Linked DNA regions of Homo sapiens: region 1 is linked to region 2. The links are chromatin loops, found by intact Hi-C in ENCODE. Cell type or tissue: PC-9. All regions are shown on one strand. Each heading gives the region's core, and the rest is flanking DNA. Links, peaks and the distances in the headings are about the cores only. Region 1 holds the start of LOC105372157 (a long non-coding RNA gene). Region 2 holds the start of LOC124904314 (a long non-coding RNA gene).

What was found. A loop is a pair of places that touch in the nucleus more often than their neighbours do. Peaks named below come from ENCODE experiments on the same cell type or tissue, not always from the same donor. Only the 100,000 strongest peaks of a DNase experiment are listed, where the experiment ranks them.
Region 1: it touches region 2 in a loop (2.2-fold over the local background); 3 of 110 quality-filtered maps call a loop at or near these places.

What each region holds. Positions count from the first base shown.
Region 1 is chr18:61,644,992-61,655,295 of GRCh38, forward strand. LOC105372157 (a long non-coding RNA gene) reads left to right here and starts at 7,081. Exons shown (of 3, transcript XR_001753472.2): 1 at 7,081-7,122; 2 at 7,295-7,412. In PC-9, for the core only: no CTCF peak of the experiment used is centred there; DNase peaks (open chromatin) are centred at 5,460, 6,310 and 7,060; H3K27ac peaks cover 1,918 bases.
Region 2 is chr18:61,601,890-61,612,193 of GRCh38, forward strand. It overlaps LOC124904314 (a long non-coding RNA gene), which reads right to left and starts at 5,056. Exons shown (of 7, transcript XR_007066395.1): 1 at 4,962-5,056; 2 at 4,577-4,765; 3 at 3,047-3,222. RefSeq lists enhancers at 4,065-4,701, 4,390-5,589, 4,702-5,337. In PC-9, for the core only: no CTCF peak of the experiment used is centred there; a DNase peak (open chromatin) is centred at 5,102.

The DNA of each region.
Region 1 (10,304 bases), core at 1,549-9,548, 44 kb after region 2:
ACATTGTTAAATGAAAAAACCAAATTGCAGAATAATATATACATATGGACTCATTCCATTAATACAAAACAACTTTATGAAGACAGACAAATAGATAAACAGGTGATAAAGCGATCATACATGAGTAGTAAGATGGAATTATGCATACCAACATATTAAGCAATGGGATTATCTGTTTTCTCATCTTATTTTGTAGTATAGAACTTTTCTAAAAACAACCTGTTTTAGGCTCCTCAGATCATCACATAACCTCACAGATAACGGCACAAACTCTTAAAGGTCATGGTCTAGGCCAGTAGTCTCTACACTTCCCACATCTAGCTCAGTGGCTGGCACCACAGGGAGGTTCAATAAATGCTGTTGGAGAGGATGGGACTCCACACTTCTCCACTCCTAGTGCAGAGGATAATGTGACTTTATCATGATTCAAGTTCGGCTTGAGTTATACTCTCGGAGCTAAGCTAGAGAATAGTTTAGAGACAGCAAAAGTGTAAAAGGGTGAAAACTCCCACAGACTTGGCTCACAAGAATGCAGGCCTGTCTACATGCCTGCCCTACAGGTCTGACATCCCAATTGTGTGCCTTATTCTTCGGTCTTATGTCATATTTTCAAAAGATAACATTTAATCAATGTCTTACTATATGCTATTATTACAAAGTCTTTGTGTATATCAACTTTGAATCTTCATTATAGCCCTATAAGCTACGTATAAAGTAGAAGCCTCATTCCACAATTATGGAAGTACTTGTGTGCTTAAGTAACCTCTCCAAGATCACACAACAAGTAGGACCTCTTAGACAGTGTTCCTCAAACTGTATGTGCAATCAAGTCACTTAGGCATCTTGTTTTATTAAAATCCCAATTCTAGCTCAGGAAGTCTGGGGCTGGGCTTAAGGTTCTGCATTTCTTTATTTTCTTTACATTTTTTCTCTTTTCCACATAACTGTTGTTCAGAAGGAAAATTCTGCATTTCTAACAAGCTCCCAGGGGATGCCAATGCTGCTGGTCCCACAGAGCACACTTGAGTCACAAAACTCTAGGACTCAGCCCACCTTAGTTATATCTTCAGAACCAAGATGCAAGACCAGCTCTGCCAATAACCCCCTGCCTGCCTATGTACTCCAAGAACATAGATTAACCTCTTTGTTTACAAGGAAAGATTAGGAGATGATAGTCTCTCTGGATATTGTCCATCTCTATTGTTTAATAACTATTGCAAAATTATAATAGAAAAAATGCCAGCACTGCTATGCTGGGCCACACTGAGTGCCCAGACCCTAAGTCACATGCATCCAATAAATACTCATTGGCGTTCTAAACTAGGCAGTGGGAGTTATAAGAGTTAAGAAGACAATCCTTGTCCGCATGGAGATTACAGTATTCTGTGGAATAAAGGATGTAGCCCTACAGTGTCATGCTCTCTATTGCAGAGAAAGAACAGGGTACACAATAGAGATGGCCTCCCATGGAAAGTTACATGTGGGCTGAGATGAGATGAGCTAGCCCAGTGAAGGTGGAGGGGGAAGACAGGCAGGCAGAAGAAACAGCAGGAGGGAAGTCCCAGAAGTGAGTGGGGTATTAAAGGTTATTGGAAGAAGTTAATTGTGGTTGGCCCTCAGATTGAAGGTGAAGGAGTGGGGAAAATAGTTATGAGGCTACAGCAGGACATAGCTCACAATGTATCTCAAAGACCCAGCTTCTTAACAAGACCAGTAGTCTACAGATGATGCAAAACCTTTGAGGAGCTTTAAGAAGGAAACAGATAGGAGAGGATTTACATTTTTAGAGAGTTAAAGGGTATAGAATAAAATGTGGGGAGGGTTGGGAGGCCCAAGGTTGAACACAGGGCACCAATTAGAAGTCTGTTGCCATGATCTATGTTTAAAAAAAAATCACAGTGAACTTAACTTGGATTGCAGCAGTGGAGTTGCAGAGAAAGAGAAAAATTAGAGAGACATTAGAAGAAAGAGAACTAAGTGAACAAATGAAGGATGAGAAGCTATGAGTGAGAAAAAGGCAGTGCTAAAAGATAATTTTCCAAAAAAAGGTAAAATTATGACTCATAAGGATATAAAATGAACACATGTTAAAGATTTTCTTTTACTCATAAAGAAGGTGCCAGGCAGATGTTATAACTGGATCAAGGGAGAAATTGAAAAACAGACACATTTATAGATCAGGAATATTGAAATGAATGTGCAGATGGAGGTAAAACTGGTTTCTTCCACAGTGGGGGAGAACTCAGTTGAATCTCTACAAGATAGGACAGAATTTGCACAGCTATAGCTAAAAATGATTTTGCATCCCATCAATTATGTATGGTTTACAGAGTTGTACAATAGCTCCCATAGAGTCACATAACTCAGAGGGCTGTCTTTAGACAATGCATAGTTTTCCCCTGAAGCCCACATTTTTCCTTGCAGCAGGTTAACTCCAAGATGCCTGACTTGGACACCAATGTGGATGTTGTGACATTCACTCTACAGGGAATGTAGGGAGAGAGCGCTGAGGAGCTGAGGGAGAAACAAGGATGATTAATCGACTTGGTCATATTTCGGTAGTGAACACTTCCACCTGATAGGGGGTTGGTTCTGTTATGATTTCAAGGATACAGTGGATCAGACTCAATGGCTTCAATTTTGGAGAGGCATTGCTTTAAAAGCCTCTCCCTACCGTCAGACACATTTGATATTTATTGAGCACCATTTCTACCGAGGGTTCTGGACATGGCACTATGGTACATTCCCAACAGATCTTGCCTGAAAGAAACTTCCAGGGTGGCTGTTGCAAATTTGGAATGCATTTTTCATTAGAAAAAAAATGTCACAAATGTGATCATTTTCCCAACCTAACAAAGCTCTTTTTAAATATTCCTCAATATAGGGACAGGTTTTCAAACCAAAAGTTGGAAAACATGAAGTATAAATGAATCTTCCATTTATCAAATTATAGAAAAAGATATACAAAATTTTTTAAGTTAAGTTAGTTTTATGACTTCCATGTATCAAAAATAATTAAATTGATTGAAGCTTAAGGCTGTGGTGGACATTTCAAATCATATAGCTGCTTAGATGGAGAATGCCATTTTAATAGTATATATTGATTTTTTTTTTTTACTAAGTAAAGCTATATGATGTATTAGTAACTACATATAATTAGAAAATAGGAATACAAGAAGGGAGTGGGAATTGTTTATGCACATTCTGGAAGAAATTCTGGGTTTCTCAGTCTCTGCACCTCTCCATTCCTCACAGCAAGTGGCATCTGACCCTTACCGGCAAGCCCAGCCCCGCCCTCAGTCAAGGAGACTTAAATAGAGGCGTTTGGGTCCTTCTAGGTTACCATAAGTTCTTTTTTGAGACAAGATCTTGCTCTGTCACCACACCTGGAGTGCAGTGGCACTATCATAGCTCACTGCAGCTTCCTGGGTTCAAGTGATCCTACCACCTCAGCCTCCCAAGTAGCTGGGACTACAGGCAAGAGTCACCAAGCCTGGCTCATTTTTAAGTTTTTTGTTTGTTTGTTTGTTTTGTTTTTTACATAGAAGTGGGGTGTCACGCTGGGCACAGTGGCTCACGCCTGTAATCCCAGCACTTTGGGAGGCCAAGGTGGGCGGATCACGAGGTCAGGAGATCGAGACCATCCTGGCTAACACGGTGAAACCCCATCTCTATTAAAAATACAAAAAATTAGCCGGGCGTGGTGGCAGGCACCTGTAGTCCCAGCTACTCGGGAGGCTGAGGCAGGAGAATGGCGTGAACCCCAGAGGCGGAGCTTGCAGTGAGCCGAGATTGCTCCACTGCATTCCAGCCTGGGCGACAGAGTGAGACTCCGTCTCAAAAAAAAAAAAAAAATTAAAAAAAAAAAAGAAGTGGGGTCTCACTATGTTGCCCAGGCTGATCTCAAACTCCTGGGGTCAAGCAGTCCTCCTGCCTCTGCCCACCAAAGTGGTGGGGTTACAGGTGTGAGCCACTACACCCGGCCACCATAAGTTCTGAATCCTGAATCCTGCCACATAAGCCTGGGCTGCAGAGGAACTGGAGTTCAAGGTCTGTAAACAAGACTTGCCTTGCTCTTGCCAGTCTCCACGTTTCAGCTCAACCCCAGAGATCAGGGCCCTGCTCCCTGCTGATGCACTTCCCTGAAATCCACAGCCAATCCTGCTGGACTTTGAGTATTGCCTCCCCCATCCTCCTCTGTCATGCTCTGCCTGCCTGTTGGAACATCCTGACCCCAGGGGTGAGGCCTATCCACCCACCCCATGCTGAGTGCCTGCCAGGACTCTGGTCAACATTCTTTGTATCCTTGAGTTGCTCTGTCCTGGACAGCACACCAAATCTCAGCCCAACAGCAGCCGCTGGGCTGCCACCACACAGCAATGTCACTCTAGTGGCCATCTGCTAAAGATTGGTTCTGTCCAACTGCTTCTCTGCCCACAGTTCACTTTGTCATGTCTGCCTTCACTCTGAAAATCCAGTTAATAGCAATATTGTCTAAATTTACATTAAAATCAAAGTCTGCCTTTTTTTTTTCCATAGACTCATATACTATGGAAACATCAAGGGACACTGAAAGTCTTTGGTTCAAGTTTGCTTATTCTTTGCCCAAGAGATTTGTTAAGTTTGACTTTCCACAGTTTATGTTATATAAAAAATGCATTGTTTTGTTTTATAAAAATAATTTTAAGGCTAGGCATGGTGGCTCATGCCTGTAATCTCAGCACTTTGGGAGGCCGAGGTGAGCGGTCAGGAGTTCGAGACCAGCCTGGCCAACATGGTGAAACCCTGTCTCTACTAAAATACAAAAATTAGTGGGGTATGCTGGCAGGTGCCTGTAATCCTAGCTGCTCGGGAAGCTGAGGCAGGAGAATCGCCTGAACCTGGGAGGAGGAGGTTGCAGTGAGCTGAGATCGCGCCATTGCACTCCAGCCTGAGCGACTAGAGTGACTTTGTCTAAAATAATAATAATAATTTCAGATTGAATATTCACCCTTCTCCCCAACATTAAATATCTGTATTCCCCTTGTAGGTATATAAGTATGTGTGTATACATGCACATGTGTGTGCTTACTGAATGCTTATTGAAATTAATTACACTGGGGGTATAGTTCCTCTTCTCTTGATCTTCTTTTTCATAATAACAACAGGTAACACTGACAGAGCCCTTACAATGAGCTATACACTGTGCAAGTGCTTCCCATTAATTCTCATTCAAGCCACCTAACATAGGGCCTATGAAATCAGCCCTCTGATTAGCTCCAATTGTTGGACGAGAAATCTGTTGCTTAGAGATAAAGCAATTTACCAAGCTTCACAATTCATGTGGAGGAGAGCAAGATTAGAATCCAAGTCACTGACTCTGGATTTTCTAAATCTCAACCTCATCTATGCACACCCACCCTTGGCAGGGTGCCTGGCACATAGAGGGCTCTCAGTACCTGTTTGTCAAGTAAATAAATGTTTAACCCCTCCCTTATTTAGGATTCAACACTGACTAACACAGATTATATTTCTACTTTGTACCAGCCACTGTGTGTGTGTTTTTTTTTTTTTTTTTTTTTTTTAGATAGTCTCACTCTGTCACCCAGGCTGGAGTGCAGTGGCACAATCTCAGCTCATTACAACCTCCACCTCCCAGGTTCAAGTGATTTTTGGGCCTCAGCCTCCCAAGTAGCTGGGATTACAGGCATCCACCACCACGTCTGGCTAATTTTTGTATTTTTAGTAGAGATGGGGTTTCACCACGCTGGCCAGGCTGATCTGGAACTCCTGACCTCAAGTGATCTGCCCACCTCAGCCTCCCAAAGTGCTGGGATTAGAGGTGTGAGCCACCACGCCTGGCCAGCCACTGTACTTTGAAAAGAAAAGGTAGTTAACAATTTATCTAAGATAGCTTCCATAATTAGAAATTAGAAACAATCATTGCATGGCAGAACCAAGTCTGAAACAGACATTTTTTAATATATATAAAACAGTATCACTGACTCTTAATGCTTATCAGCCGTGATAACTCAATCATCCTCTTTTGGCTTAGAGAAGACATGATAAAATTGGAGAAAAGGATTTTCTTTCTGAAGTAACTGAGGAAAATTGAAAAGAAAAAGAAAATCAAAGAGGACACGTAAACATCCACAGGATTTAATCCTCAGAAGGGATTAAATTCAGATGGGATGCCAAGGAGGAAGTCACTGTTTCCTGCTCAGGTGGTTAAAAATGTCCTCCCCTTGCCAAAGCAGAGGATGATCACAGGTCATACCAGAGAGTGTGGCTGCCACAAAGAACCTCAGCCCAGAGGACTCAGGTTACTGGGAACCTTCATCAGACACCCAAGGTAATAGCCAAGGGCTCTGGCCTTGAAACCAGCCCTGCCTGGGTTCAGATTCCATCTCCACTACTTAATAACCACATGACTTTGATGGAAAACACTGACACCCATCTTATGAGATTACATCTAAAAAACAGTAAGCAGCATTTCTTAGCATTCAATACACAGTAGCTCTTATGCTTTTATTAATTATGACTATTTACTGATAACACAAAAAGTTTTTAAAACATTTTGAAAAGAAACAAAGCCACCTGTGGAAGTCAATTGACAAAGACCCATTATTCAAAGTGCACTGAACATATTTGTTAGAAGCAAACGAAAGGAGTCCCTCGTAAGAGGCCTAAAACCAAGAAACAAATATTCTTATTCAGATGTCCTGAAGCAAGCCAATATGGAGCAACCAACCAGCCAAACAAAAATATCCTCAGACCTGGAGGAGGAACAAACTCCAGGCCAAAACCGTTTCTTTGTTGACACAAATTAAGGGGTAAAGCCAATTCCTTACTGAAAAAGAATTGAAATTTATAATAGAACTCATCTTATATCTTTAATCATTTATCATATATGATATAAAACCTGTAAATAAGCATTATTCTAGAGTGGTTTCAGTCATTTTCAAATTATTTGTTTGTATAAGATCTGGAGTTAATAAACCCCTGCAGGTATTTATTCAACCAGAGAAGCTGCCTGTGGAGCTGACTGGCCTCTCCCAGTCAAGGCCCCGGAGAAGAATGGAAAAACCAGTTCAGCTTATTTCCTACTGGGAGTGAGACAAGTGGCGCAGTCATGGGAGAAAGGTCACCTAAAGAGAAATTAACTGAACAGTCAGGGCATAAATCAAAGGGGAAAGAGTCACTTTTATACATCCGTCTCCATGATTTTCATGTCCAATTTATCAACAAGTTCTCAATTGTTCCACCAAGAGTACTTGAATCCGTCACTCCTTTTTTTTTTTTTTTTTAAAGACAGCATCTCACTCTGTGGCCCAGGCTGGAGTGTGGTGGCACTATCACAGTTCATTACAGCCTCAACGTCTCGGACTCAGATGATCCTGCCACCTCAATCTCCCAAGTAGTTGGGACCACAGGTGAGTACCACCATGCCCAACTAATTTTTTTTCTATTTTTTTATAGAGACAGGATCTTCCTAGGTTGCCCAGGCTGGTCTTGAACCCCTGAACTCAAGCGATCCACCTACCTTGGGTTCCCAAAGTGTTAGGATTATAGGCTTGACCACCATTCCTGGCCCATTGCTCTATGTTCATGGCAAACACCTCTCCTCTCTTAGTTCCCTCAAATCAATTCCCCATTCAACAGCTAGAATGACCCTTTTAAACCTAAATGCATCTCATTGCATTCACTGCTTTGACTCCCAAACCCTTGATGGCCATGGGGCTCCTGCTCACTCCTGTCAGTCACTCTCCTTTCAGTTTCTCAAACACGCCACTCCCTTGGGGGCCTTCATACAGCTTGTTCTCTCTCATTGCTATTCTTTTCTCCTGCCTTCTAGCCCCAACCCATCTCAAAAGTGATTTATTTATTTAGGTAGGCCACTGCTGACTGCCCTCATTTAATTAGATCTTTCATTTCATTTTTCTTTTTCTTTTTTTTTTTTTTTTTTTTTTGAGACAGAGTCTCACTCTTGTCACCCAAGCTGGAGTGCAATGGCACGATCTCAGGTCACTGCAACTCCACCTCCCAGGTTCAAGCGATTCTCCCATCTCAGCCTCCTGAGTAGTTGGGATTATAGGTACCCACCACCACACCTAGCCAACTTTTGTATTTTTAATAGAGAAAGGGTTTCACCATGTTGGCCAGGCTGGTCTTGAACTCCTGACCTCAGGTGATCTGCCCGCCTCAGCCTCCCAAAGTGCTGTGATTACAGGTGTGAGCCACCTTGCCCAGCCTTATTTCTCTTTCTTCATTTATTACCATTTTTAATTTGTGTGTTATATGATGCATATATGTAGGCATGTATGTTATGTTTAGATGTATGTATGCATGTGTGTTTATACATACGTGTGTGTATGTCTATGTAAATATTTTAAAATATCTGTCTCTCCTTCAAGACCTGTAAGTTCTAGGCAGGTAGAAACCATCTATTATGCTTATCACCATATACCCAGCACCTAGCAGAGTACAATATGCCATGAAGGCAGTCAATAAATACATGTTGAACAATTAAATAAATGAATGTGCATGGTTTACTTGAGAGGGAAGAAGGAAGAGGCAGAGATGTACGATTCATAGTGTAGCCACCAGGATAATGATTTTCCTGGGAGAGGAAAACAATATTTAACCAGTTGTCAACAGATGCAGGAAAATTGAAAAGCAGGTATTTTTATTTAAAACAGAAATTCTACACTTTCTTTAACTGTATGGTACACCCCTCACAAAGACTTAAATGAAGGTATGTCATCACAATTCACAAGTAGAAATTTCTTCTTCTTACAAAGCCACAAGTAGAAACACTCCTTATGCTTCTGAACTCAAAAGTGAGATGATTTGATGACAAGAACCAAGAATTTGCTGCGGAGAAACAGTGGCATCCTGTTAATTTGTGTGTTTTCTCTGCTTTCCCAGGAACAATAGGCTATTTTTGCCTGTACTTGTGAGTGCTAACCTACCACCCTAGATCTCATTCTTTTAACAGTTGGCTTTGTTGCTGATTTGCTTTTCACCCCTTTAACTGATAGGCTTGGGAGTAAGCAGAGATAAATACAGGCAGTGTTAAGGATACAGGACTTTGGCCCCCTAAGGTGATAACAAAGACTCCCTTCCAATAAGAACCTTAGAAAAGGGAGAATTGTTTCCAAAATCCCTACCCAACTGTTCTATATTCCAGAAGCTATTAATTTTCTCTGCTCTCACCATAGGAAAATGTTTAGTTTCAAGGGAAACAAGCCATTTAGGCAGTTGCTTAAGGGTGAAACCAAAATAAGTCAGGAAATTTTAATGGAGCCACTAACTGTTCCTCCTGAAATCTAATAAGGATGGCACTCGGATGGAAATTCAACAGATAGATACTATCGGTGTCAGTCATGGAATGCAATGACATACAGCCTAATGCAATCCAGCATTCTGAGGCCGGGGGAGAACACTGCCATTTGACAAGGCTTTGGGGGACAGACTTAGAAACAGTTTAAGCAGCAGAGGGCAAGTTAGGTAAGCTGTGTGCACTTGGGCTGCTGGAATCCAACAATCCAAAGCCATCATCTTCTGTCTTCTTCACATAATGGAGTCTCATAAGGTAGAGGGCTTTGGCCCACCCCTGCCTGATGGAGTGTCCTCAGCCTGCCGGACTTCTCAACTTGTTTACTGATTCCTTGAGAGTCCAGCCCTGCCCAGGTTCTGAAGGGGTTAGGATCAAAGCAGTAGGGTATGTTCAGAATGTGGCATAATAAAAAGCAGTGCAACTTTCTAAAATGTTCCAGTGAAATGAAAAAGAAAATTAAAAATTTAAGCCTCTTAAAATGTAAATGGTGCCAGTGTGCCTTGCAATTTGAAGACTCTTGCCCATTAAAAAGAAAAAAAAAAAATGATGTCCAGAAAGCTGAGTGGTTATGAGATAAAGTACAGAGAATATGAAAAGTGCTAAGAGAGAAATTAGGCAAGACCTTCATGTTGCTCCCAGTGTGGCATTATCAGCTCATGCCACGACCCTGGGTCTCCCTGTCCTCATTGGATTTAATGGCTCTCAAAAGGTTTTGCTGGGCATACTGATGACCCTAAACATCTCTTGAAAAGTGTTATAAGAAGGACTTCTATAAATTCCAGCTACTATTAGTTTAATCAATTAAGTCTCAACCCAAAATAGAGGGAGAAGAATGTCATTTTTGTTAGAGTATAATGTTTCAGGACACTTCTACCTGCTTCCCCCAAAAAGGCATATGCTAATTTCTCCTATTTGAATGAGATGGGAAACTCTGGATGACCGGGCCACCTTCCATGAATGGTGAACATATGTCTTGTCAGCCTTC
Region 2 (10,304 bases), core at 950-8,949:
AGATCGTGCCACTGCATTCCAGCCTGGGTGACAGAGCGAGACTCTGTCTCAAAAACAAAACAAAACAAAACAAAACAAAACAAAAAAAGAGAGAGAGTCAGCTGCTTAGGGCTTGGCTCAACTAATCTCAGATGGATTTGTGATCCACTCTAATAGGGCTTGACTGAAGTTCCTTAGGAAGCTCTGCTCCAAATTTCTCATCATATATATACATATATATATTTTTTTTTTTTTGGAGACAGAGTTTCGCTCTTGTTGCCCAGGCTGGAGTCCATTGGCGTGATCTCAGCTCATTGCAACCTCCGCCTCCCGGGTTCAAGTGATTCTCCTGTCTCAGCCTCCTGAGTAGCTGAGATTACAGGCATACACCACTGCGTCCCGCCTTCTCATTCTCCTCTCAGGGCCAGAGGGTTAGCTGAGCCTTGTGCTTCTCATGGTAGTAGCAGAAGCGCAAGAGACAATAAGTGGAAATACACAAGCACTCTTGAGGACTAGGCGTAGTATGTGCACACTGATGGGGTTCAGAACATCTTACCCCAAAATATGGCACATTGGCATTTGAGAAAACAGCAGAAGCAGGAAGGTCACTATCATTCCTCCCTCACCCTTCTCCCTTGAAGCAGGTCATAAAACCTAGGAAGGTCACTCTCTGACCTTCTCCTACCCTTCTCTTCTGAAACAGATCATAAGACCCTCATTCAAGAAGTACCCTTCATATACCCAGAGAAAAGGAAACATCCTTATCTCTGAAGACACAGGGACACAGAGAAAAATCAGAATACACAAGCCTCGCTAAGTTCCTCCCAGTTTAGTACCAGCAGATCACAGCTTTTTGTCCTCCAATCATATTTCTCCATGACTGTCCACTCTTCCTACACCTAAGCATAAAAATACACACGTTTAACTATTTCTTCAGGAGGCTCCCATGCCACACAAAACTTATATTAAATACGTGTTTTTGCTTTTGTCTTTTTAATCTGTCTTTTGTTATAGGGGCCTCACCCATGAATATAGTGATAGGTGAGGAAAAGATATTTCTTTCCCTACAGTACATTGAATTTGGCCTCATCCTGTCAAGCAAGTGACATGACTAAGCCCAGATTCCACAGGGGTGGCAGGAAGAGTAGATCCTGCCTCTCAGTGAGAGGGAATGCAGAGTCACACAGCAAAGGCTGTAGACATCATACAATCAACCTCAACATCCAAATGGGTATATCACACATCCTGGAAATATGTGTCTAGGCTGAAAATATAATGTCATGGTTGTCAGAATGGGAAGGTATCTGAGGCTATAGGGACCAAAGGGAAACCTCTCCTTCACGCTCTGAAGGTTCACTGAAAAATCAACTCACAAAAGACTGGTTAATTGGAGAAAAGGCAAACAAATTTATTTAATGTATATACATGGGGAGAACCACCGAGAGACTGCCCACCCCTCAAGAGCATTCAGAAGCTTACACACCTTCCTGGTGGAGCAGGTTATGGGAGGGGAGGGAAGAGCGATTCTGTTGAGGGGATTACTAGGGAGAATGAGTGGCTCAGGGAACAGAGATGAACTTGTACATTTCCTTGGAAAAGGTTCTGTTCAGGTGTGATTACACTCTTGGACTTACAGAGAGGGGAAGAAGAAACAATTGTTCCTTTTGGCATGTCTAGATCTTAGGCAGATAAAGGTTTGAGGAGAGATGTCAGGAGTAGGGAGATGCCAGAGAGACCTCGAGGCTTCTTCAGTTCAGCGTTTAAAAGCACCACATTTGGGGGTATCTGCTTCTGACTCCTAACAAGGCCATGTGACTAAAACAGTCACCTAGAGAATGAACGATGACAGAGATGAGAAGAGAGTCAAGGTTGGGGAGATGACAGGAGCCAATGGTGGACACTGAAGTGGGGTGCAACTGCTGATAAACTCAAGAGAGAACACAGGTAAGAAACTGTTTTCAAAAAGGAGGAGGCATGATCAACTGTGGTGATTATTACTCCATGAAATAAATAAAACTGCAATCGCTGCCTGATTCTTCTTGAGTAGTCACTTCATTATGGATATATCAGTGTGTTCAACTAGGATGCAGTTCGAATCTAAAAAAGAAACTCTGCCCTGCCATACATGCCCAGCCAGGTAGATGAACCAGGTGAGATTAGCTGAGCCCAGCCAGAACTATATCTTTTGCTATATTTATTCCTTTATAGATGCTGGGGTCATTTCCAACATTAGTGAGATCTATAGTCTAATTATTTATGTAACAATATTTATTGGGGGCCTACTTTTGTCATACACTGTTCTAAGCAATGAGGCTTAGAAAAGAAAATAAGAGCTGTCATAGAGTTTGTTTCAGTGGAGGGAACAAACAAGAAACATAAACAAGTACACATATAAATAAGCAAGTAATTTCAGAGAGTGGTGAGTGCTGGGATGAGGATAAAAGAACACTGATGACTAGAGGGTGACTGGGGGAAGTAATTTTGATCATACGGTCAGGGAAGTCTTCTCCAAGGAGATGATAGTTGGCTCAGATCTAAGTTATTGAATTAGACAAATCCTTAGAGAGTTTTATTACAGTTTTTCGACCCTCCGCCAATGCTAGACTGATACTCAGAAAGAATTCCAGCATCATCTCCTCTTATCTCCCACTCTGCTGAGAGATGTCAATAAAATGGGACAGTAGGCATACCAAGAGAGGTATATGAGATGCCTCCTGGACCATGGGACCTCAAATCTGGGCTTCTCCTGCCAAAGAAGAATCCTTTTCAAGAAATGTACCTAGTCAAAGCTATTCAAAAAACAGAAAGGTCTTCTTTGGCTCAGCAAGTGTGGTTTTTTTCTGTGGCAGGAAGAAAAGAAGGTATTACACTCTGCAGAAGGAAAAATCGTGATTGACTCAGAGGCCCCTTGACTGGTCATGACCTTCCCACTTTCTGCTATCAGAGAAATGAAATGAGGTACCAAGTGATATATGTCTTACCTCTCCCTGAGACCCATTAGCAAACTCAGATGGTAGGAATAGTTATTGGAATGAAGACACTAGCTCAAAGGGACAAAAGAACTTACCCAATGTCACTCGGTTAATAAGTGACAACACGAGAATATGAACCAAGGAGGACTGGTTGTTTCCAGAGCCCCGTGTTCTTTCAACTAAATGTCTCTGCCAGGCTGCCACACTGGACATCAGAAAATAAAAACCATTCAAAGATACAGGGCAGAACCAATTCATCTGTGGAATTCTTCTAAGAGGAAAAAAAAAAGAGAGTGAGAGTAAGATTAATAATGCCATGTTGCATTTTCAACGATGGGCAGTGAGAACAGCACACAACAATTTATAGAAAAAGAAGGTATGTGTATTCCCTGGGGCTGGAAAGTTGTTAGACATTAATAGCAAGAAAATTGTTAAGAAGTTGACAAGAGGCAAAGGAAATGTCCTTCCTTTCTCCCTGCAAAAACCTTGTTGAAGGAGATGTGGGAGAGAACACAGGATGGAAAATCAAAGCAGATTTGGGATAGAAAAAAAAAAAAAGAAAAAAAAAACTCACAGGAGGGAAATATGAGAAAACTTGAAAGAAAGCAATATGAAATAAAACAATTTTGGAGTAAAAAGGAAAATAAGCATAGCTGTTGTAAGAAAAGCAGGATAGTTAATTAACAAGGGGGATAAAAATGTCCTACAGATAATATTTATCATCCTTCCCAGTTTTCCTGTGGCTTTACTTGTGCCCATCTGTCGGCCTGATCTTTTCCAAGTGTCTGTTGCCACATATACAGGCCATTAATTTCTTAAAAATATTACTGAAATTAGATTGCTTCTGGCCTTCTTATTGTTTTAACTTTTTTTAAAAATTGTGTTTGTTTGCCTGTTTGTTTTTGCATTTGGCAAACAGGGAAACATAGCCTTTCCAACCCATAGCATAAGAAAATATGGGAGGGAAACTTCTCTATTGAGAAGCATATTCCTCTACATTTTCAAACCCAGTTTGCCAAATGTACTTGTACACACATTCTTCTTCCCCTGGGGTGAGAAATCTAAACCTGAAACATTCTGACAAGAACAAAGAAAGCAATTGCAAGACTCTATTTATTTGCCTTAGGAAAGAACTTAGCAAAATGGACGATGCTTATTATGAATACGTCCAAGTTAGATTTTAAAAATTATCCATTAGACTCCCTTAGGAAATAAGCAGTTGACACATTCAGATTATACCCATGTTTATTTCAAAAACAGGGACGAAGAGCCTTCTTGTCGTCAGTCACGGGCTGATAGGAGTCTACTTTTAGCTAGGAACGGCCAACGGAAGATAATTGTGCCATTTTAAATGCCACATAATGTTCTTAATCAGCAACCAAGTGTAGAAGGGAGTCTGTAAAGGGCCTGAGGTCCTGATTCAATTTCTTCAGCTTCCCAAGCCCGCTCCCAAAGAGCAGGCAGGCCACCCAAATCCTGCAGCTTGTGAAACCGGCTCTGGCCCCAGAAGGGATTTATGAGCGCTTCACTTCAAGGAATACCACCCAGGTTGGCTGGCTGCAAATGCGGGCTGCCTATTAGTTCTCCTTCATTTCCCAGGAAGTGTGAGTGAGAGAGCTCCCCACCTCCCGATAGGCGACAATCCCAGCCTCTTGACATCTCTCGCGCTGAGCAAACTTTTCACTGGAGGATCCCAGCTGTTCGCCACCTCCCCGCTTGCTTGCCGGCAGTCTGGTGTACAAGGCAGAAGGGGCGAGACACACAGAGAAGAACCAAGGGGCTTTTGGAGGCTTGCTTTTGCCTGAAAACAAATACTTGAGGGAGAAAAATATGTTTTAAAGGCTAAAAGATGGGAAATTAAGCAATTCACTTCCGCAAAACCATTTAGAACGTGGGTGGTGGGGTGGTGGAATAGGGTGGCATTGGGAAGAAACTAGCCTTCTTCTAAGTCAGCCCCTCTGCTGCACCCCCTTGGTGCCAATGTGGCCCTGACGACAGAAGCTCCCTTACCTGGATCCTTTCCATGTTGCTCTAGAGACTGTCTTTTCCTGCTTCAAAGTCTGTGCGCTCTTGGCGGCCACCCACTAAGATCCTATTTCCTGTCTGAAGGACGCCTTGGCTCTCTGCAGGGCAGAGATAACTGATGTGCCAATGAGTGACGAGCTCAGGCATGCAGCCACTTCCCCTCTCTGGAAGGCTCTCTAGTGACTCACTGCTCTGGCATTCCCAAAGGAAGTGGGAAGATTTTCATCAGATTATTAATTTGCATTAATTTTTTTTTTTTTTTTTTTTTTGTAGAGATGGAGGTCTTGCTGTGTGGCTCAGGCTGGTCTCGAACTCCCAGGCTCAAGCAATCCTCCCACCTCAGCCTCCTAAAGTGCTGGGACTACAGATATAAACCACCATGCCTGCCCTAAATTGCACTCTTAAGATTTACACATGAGAACTATATAACTAAGGGTAGATGGTTTTAAATAGTAGGACAATTTAACACCCCCCACAAAAAACCCTTTAAGGGATGCAAGGAGCATGTAAGAGAACAGAATATGCTACCCCATAATATGCCTCTTTGGCATAGGAATTATTTAGAGCTGATTATTTCGAGAAAATGCAGACATAGGAGAAACTCTGAAAACAGAGTAGAAATTACACAAAGAAAATTTACATCTATGAAGGAAATCTCCATTTCGTGTCTCCTTTCTGTACCAGTCTAAATCACTAGAGATGTAACAGCGGAGACAGCACTGACAAATCTCAATAAACCTTACCCTGGTTTGCCGTGCTTTTCCTGGTTACCTCCCCATAACCTGCCTTTCCCACACCCTTCTTTGTTTCAGTTAAAGATGGTATTTATGCCTGAACTCAAAGCCATCTCTTTGGGATTTACTCATTTTTCCCTGGGTGACTCTCATGTATATATGAGGCAGACATGTTAATAAACTTCTATTTTTTTTTCTCTTGTTAAACCATCTTTTGTTACAGTGGGTCCTGGCTAAGAACTCAGACTGGGTAGAAAGAAAATTATCTTTTTCTCCCCTACACTTGCCTGGATGTCTACAGCCAGCCAATGCCTAATGTGGAATTGTAATGCACCCAGACCATTTCATGTTATTAAAGGATCTAAAATTTATATGCAAAAGTGATGGTCTCAGCAGTCAGCTCTTTTGCAGCCTCATTCAGTCTCAGCCTCCTTTTCCTCTGAGGCTGTGATAAAGGCCAGCGTTCCAGCCTGGAAATGTAATGTCAGCTCATGATCTATCCTAGCAAGTATCACTGTGCTTTCAGAGCACACCAATGGGAGCAATTACCTGCATTTTCAAGAAACCGTGTTTGTCTGAAAAATCTCCACATTTATTTTCCCAGCTAAAAACAATGAAAATAAATCCTGAGTGGAGAAGTGACCACTATCTTTCATTCTGCACCTGCCAACTTTGCTTTGCTACATACATCACTCAAGCCTGACCATTACAAGCACTTTCCCAGTTTTGTAGAAAGCACAGTTGTTTACTGGTCATAATTTTAACAGGGGGAAAACTAGACTCTGGGTATGAGACATAGAAACAACCAATCACTGATCTGGTTATTCCTCGACTCCAAGACTAGGCTATATTTAAAACTTACTCCATAAATTGCTCATACACAGTGTTTGTAGTACTCAGCCCTCACTAAAATGTTAGCAATCTACATGGTTACAGCTAGCCCTCCCTCACCCCAGTACTGAAGTTTCCTTCCTGAATAGTTTCATTATTTATTAATAATGAAGTAAGCTGAGTAAGATCTCCCTAGGTCTAATTTAAATAAAGCAGAATGTAAATGAGCTATTTCCTTGGATTTTATGCTATGCTGATTAAGTAACCATGTACAAACCTTCAGGTATACAGTTAAAAATAAGAAGGAATACACATTCCCAGAAAAGACTCAAGCTTGTCCTAGACAATAGCCTCAAAAGATTAAGAGCACACAGCAAATCCCAAGATTCACTTGTCTTCAGTAATTCAGTTCAGTAAACTTTTTTCAATCATCTACCATGTACAGGTGACTGGGCTTGTCATTTCGGAGGCATAAAGATGAATAAGACATGGTACCTGCACCAGAAGAACTTATCTATTTCTCATCCATTAAGGTATGGACACCTTATTAGTACCAAATTTTATTTTTCATCCCCAACAAGACTTGCATTGGACAGGATCAAACCATGTCCTCATTCTGTGGCATGAATTGAATCCCATAATCAAAATGCCAATGCTGAAATAAAGGAGGAGGGAAATATTAACAATTTTTTCCTAAGAAATTAATTTGTGTTGATTGGAATCTATTTTCCCAGGGCACATTTTTTTCCCAAAAAATTCTTGGATGTATTCTCAAATATTTGTCTTCATTGTAACTTTGCTTCTGGTTTGCTGTAAGACCTATTCTTCTCTATGTTTTATTACATGAAAGGAAAGGAATCTAGCTGCCTTCTCCTCTGCAAAACACAAAACTAGTGAGACAAGGCTGTTAAAAGAATGAATTCCATCATGTCTTGTGCAATTTGGAGAATTTCTCTTTAGCTGAAATTTTGAACACAGACAAAATGCTGAATATGTAATGCCCAGAGACAACTAATTCTAATAAGCCCTAAGAAGAGACAGTGTTTAAATGGAAATTAGCAGTATGAGATTAAAAAGGAGCATGAGGTAGGCATGTCAGGAAGGCTGAAGCCATAATGAGCAGTAACCTTTTCTCAAACACTCTTAAATCTGTTGCCCAGCCTAGCCAACTAGTCATCCAAATGCATCATCATTTGAGAAAATGTTCTAACCTGAGTCTAGATTTGCTTGGATATGAAGAGTACTAAATATGTCGCCCCCCCCACCCCAAAAAAAATATGCCACTTTGGCATGAGGATTATTTTGAGCTAAAGGCAATTGAGAACCAGCAGATGGAGGAAGAGCTCAAATTTCCTCTAACTGCCTAAAACTAAAGAATAAATTTTCCCTTTTGTAAAGAAAACTTATATTTAATAAGGAAATTCTCATTTGCAAAAGTGCCTCCATAGCAGGAAGAAAGCTACTCAGGAGACAGCTCTTATCACTGAGACACTCTTATCTGCATAACAAGGCAATCCTTATTTACTATACATTTCCTCCCCTCACCTTCCCCTAACTTGTCTTCCCCATACAGAAGCCCCAAGCCCCTTTTCCTTTGCTTAACCTAAGAGGGTGTATGAATCTCAATCTGGCTGCCTCCTTGAGCCACATTTTTTTTTTCTGTGATTGAGAGCCACATTTCTTTTCTCTGCTGCATACATATATAATTAGAACTGTTTTTTGTTTTTTGTTTGTTTGTTTGTTTGTTTTCTCTCTTGTTAATCTTTCATCAGTTTGATTTATGGGCTTTAGTCATTGAACCTAGAATGAGACAGTAAAATGGATTTTTTTTCCCTCGCCTTCAGAAGCTGCATGCATTCTAGCAAAGATGTTGATGGTTCTTTCTATGTACTCTACAACAGCAGTCCCCAACATTTTTGGCACCAGGGACTGGTTTCGTGGAAGATAACTTTTCCACAGACGCGGAGGGGACAGTTTCAATATGAAACTGTTCCATCTCATAAGGAGTGCACAACCTACATTCCACACTTGCACAGTTCATGCTCCTATCAGAATCTAATGCCGCAGCTGATCTGACAGGAGGCAGAGCTCAGGCAGTAACACTCACCCACTGCTCACCTCCCCTCTGTGGCCTAGTTTCTAACAGGCCACAGACTGGTACTAGTTGGGGACCCCTGCTCTATAACACCTCTGAAAGGAGTTTAATCTAGATTACAGGGAAACTCAAATATGCTAACATAAGCCAAGAGCTCTTCCTTAAATGGGGAAGATTAATGACAAACTTCTGGGCTGTCCAAGTTCTTGGGGCACTTCATGGCTCATACAGCTGGCGAAGCTCTGCACCATCTTTCTCATGTTTGACCTAACATCCTGTGTCTCCATTGTATTTCATACCATGTGTCTCCCCAGCCCAAATTCAAAAGAATATTTAAGACCTTCCAACAGGATCTGAAAGGATGACCCTTTGAAATGGGTCATTACTAGTGCAAAGAACAGTTTCTGCCAATAAGAATTTCCCATTTACCCCTAAAGGGCAAAGATTATATTTCACTGATATTTGTGGGTTATGTTCCCCACACCTCAACCCCAGTACGCAGCACTATGCCTAGTTCAAATTAACACAGCAGGAGTTTGTGAAGGAGGAAAAACTTTTTCTCTGTTCCTTAGGAGGCCTGCAAATTAAACTGAAAAAAAAAAGAAGAAGAAGAAGAAGAGGAAGTTTATTTGCTCATATAATGGGCATATATGCAGGAGTGCTCAGTAAATCAAAGAAGTGGTTAGAATGTGGGGCTTATGTACTTAAGTTATGAGAGAAAAGGAAGATGGAAGAAAAGACATCTATGGGAAAAACAAATAAGTTTCTTTAGGAATGATAGATGGATTTTTAGGAGAACAAATTAAAGATAAGAAAGTTTGTGATAAGTGGTCTATCTTCTTCATGGTCATGAAACTCCCTGGAAGAGCGAATCTGTGGTAGGTTAACTCTTGGTCTGTCTCCCAAAGACCTGCCCTAAAGAGAGAATTTATGGCAATCTCACATACCAGAGGTTCCTGCTTTTAGTCAGATAAGGAATGCTTCAAGAAGGCTCCTTTCTGTACCTGTTGAATCTCAGATGTCTTCAACTTAATCTTTATACCAACTCTTCATTCCAAGTGGGTCCCCATATGTTCAATTAATGAAGATGGAACTGGATGAAACACTATGTGGAGCATGGTTCCTAGGTGAGATAAGCTAAGCAAAATGATTCCCATGCTGATCACTGAAGGACTTCATTCTTTCTACGAGGCACTAAATTAGAATTCTATTAGGTGGAGGCTACAGTAACTGCCCAGTGGGTTCACCTTGCCTGCTGCCTAGACAGAGCCAATTTATCAAGACAGGAGAGCTGCAATAGAGAAAGAGTTATCCACACAGAGTCGGCTGTGCAGGAGACTGAAATATTATTACTCAAATCAGTCTTGCCGAGCATTCAGGGATTGGAGTTTTTAAGGATAATTTGGTGGGTTGGGGGCCAGTGGTCAGGAGTGCTGATTGGTTGTGTTGGAAATGAAATCATACGGAGTCAAAGCTGTGCTCTTCTGTTGAGTCAGTTCCTGGGTTGAGGGGGCACAAGATCAGATGAGCCATTTTGTCAATCTGGGTGGTGCCAGCTGGTCCATCAATTTCAGTGTTGGCAAAATATCTCAAGCACTGATCTAAGATTTTCCAATAGTGATGTTATTCCTAGAAGCAATTTGGGGAGGGTCAGAATCTTGTAGCCTC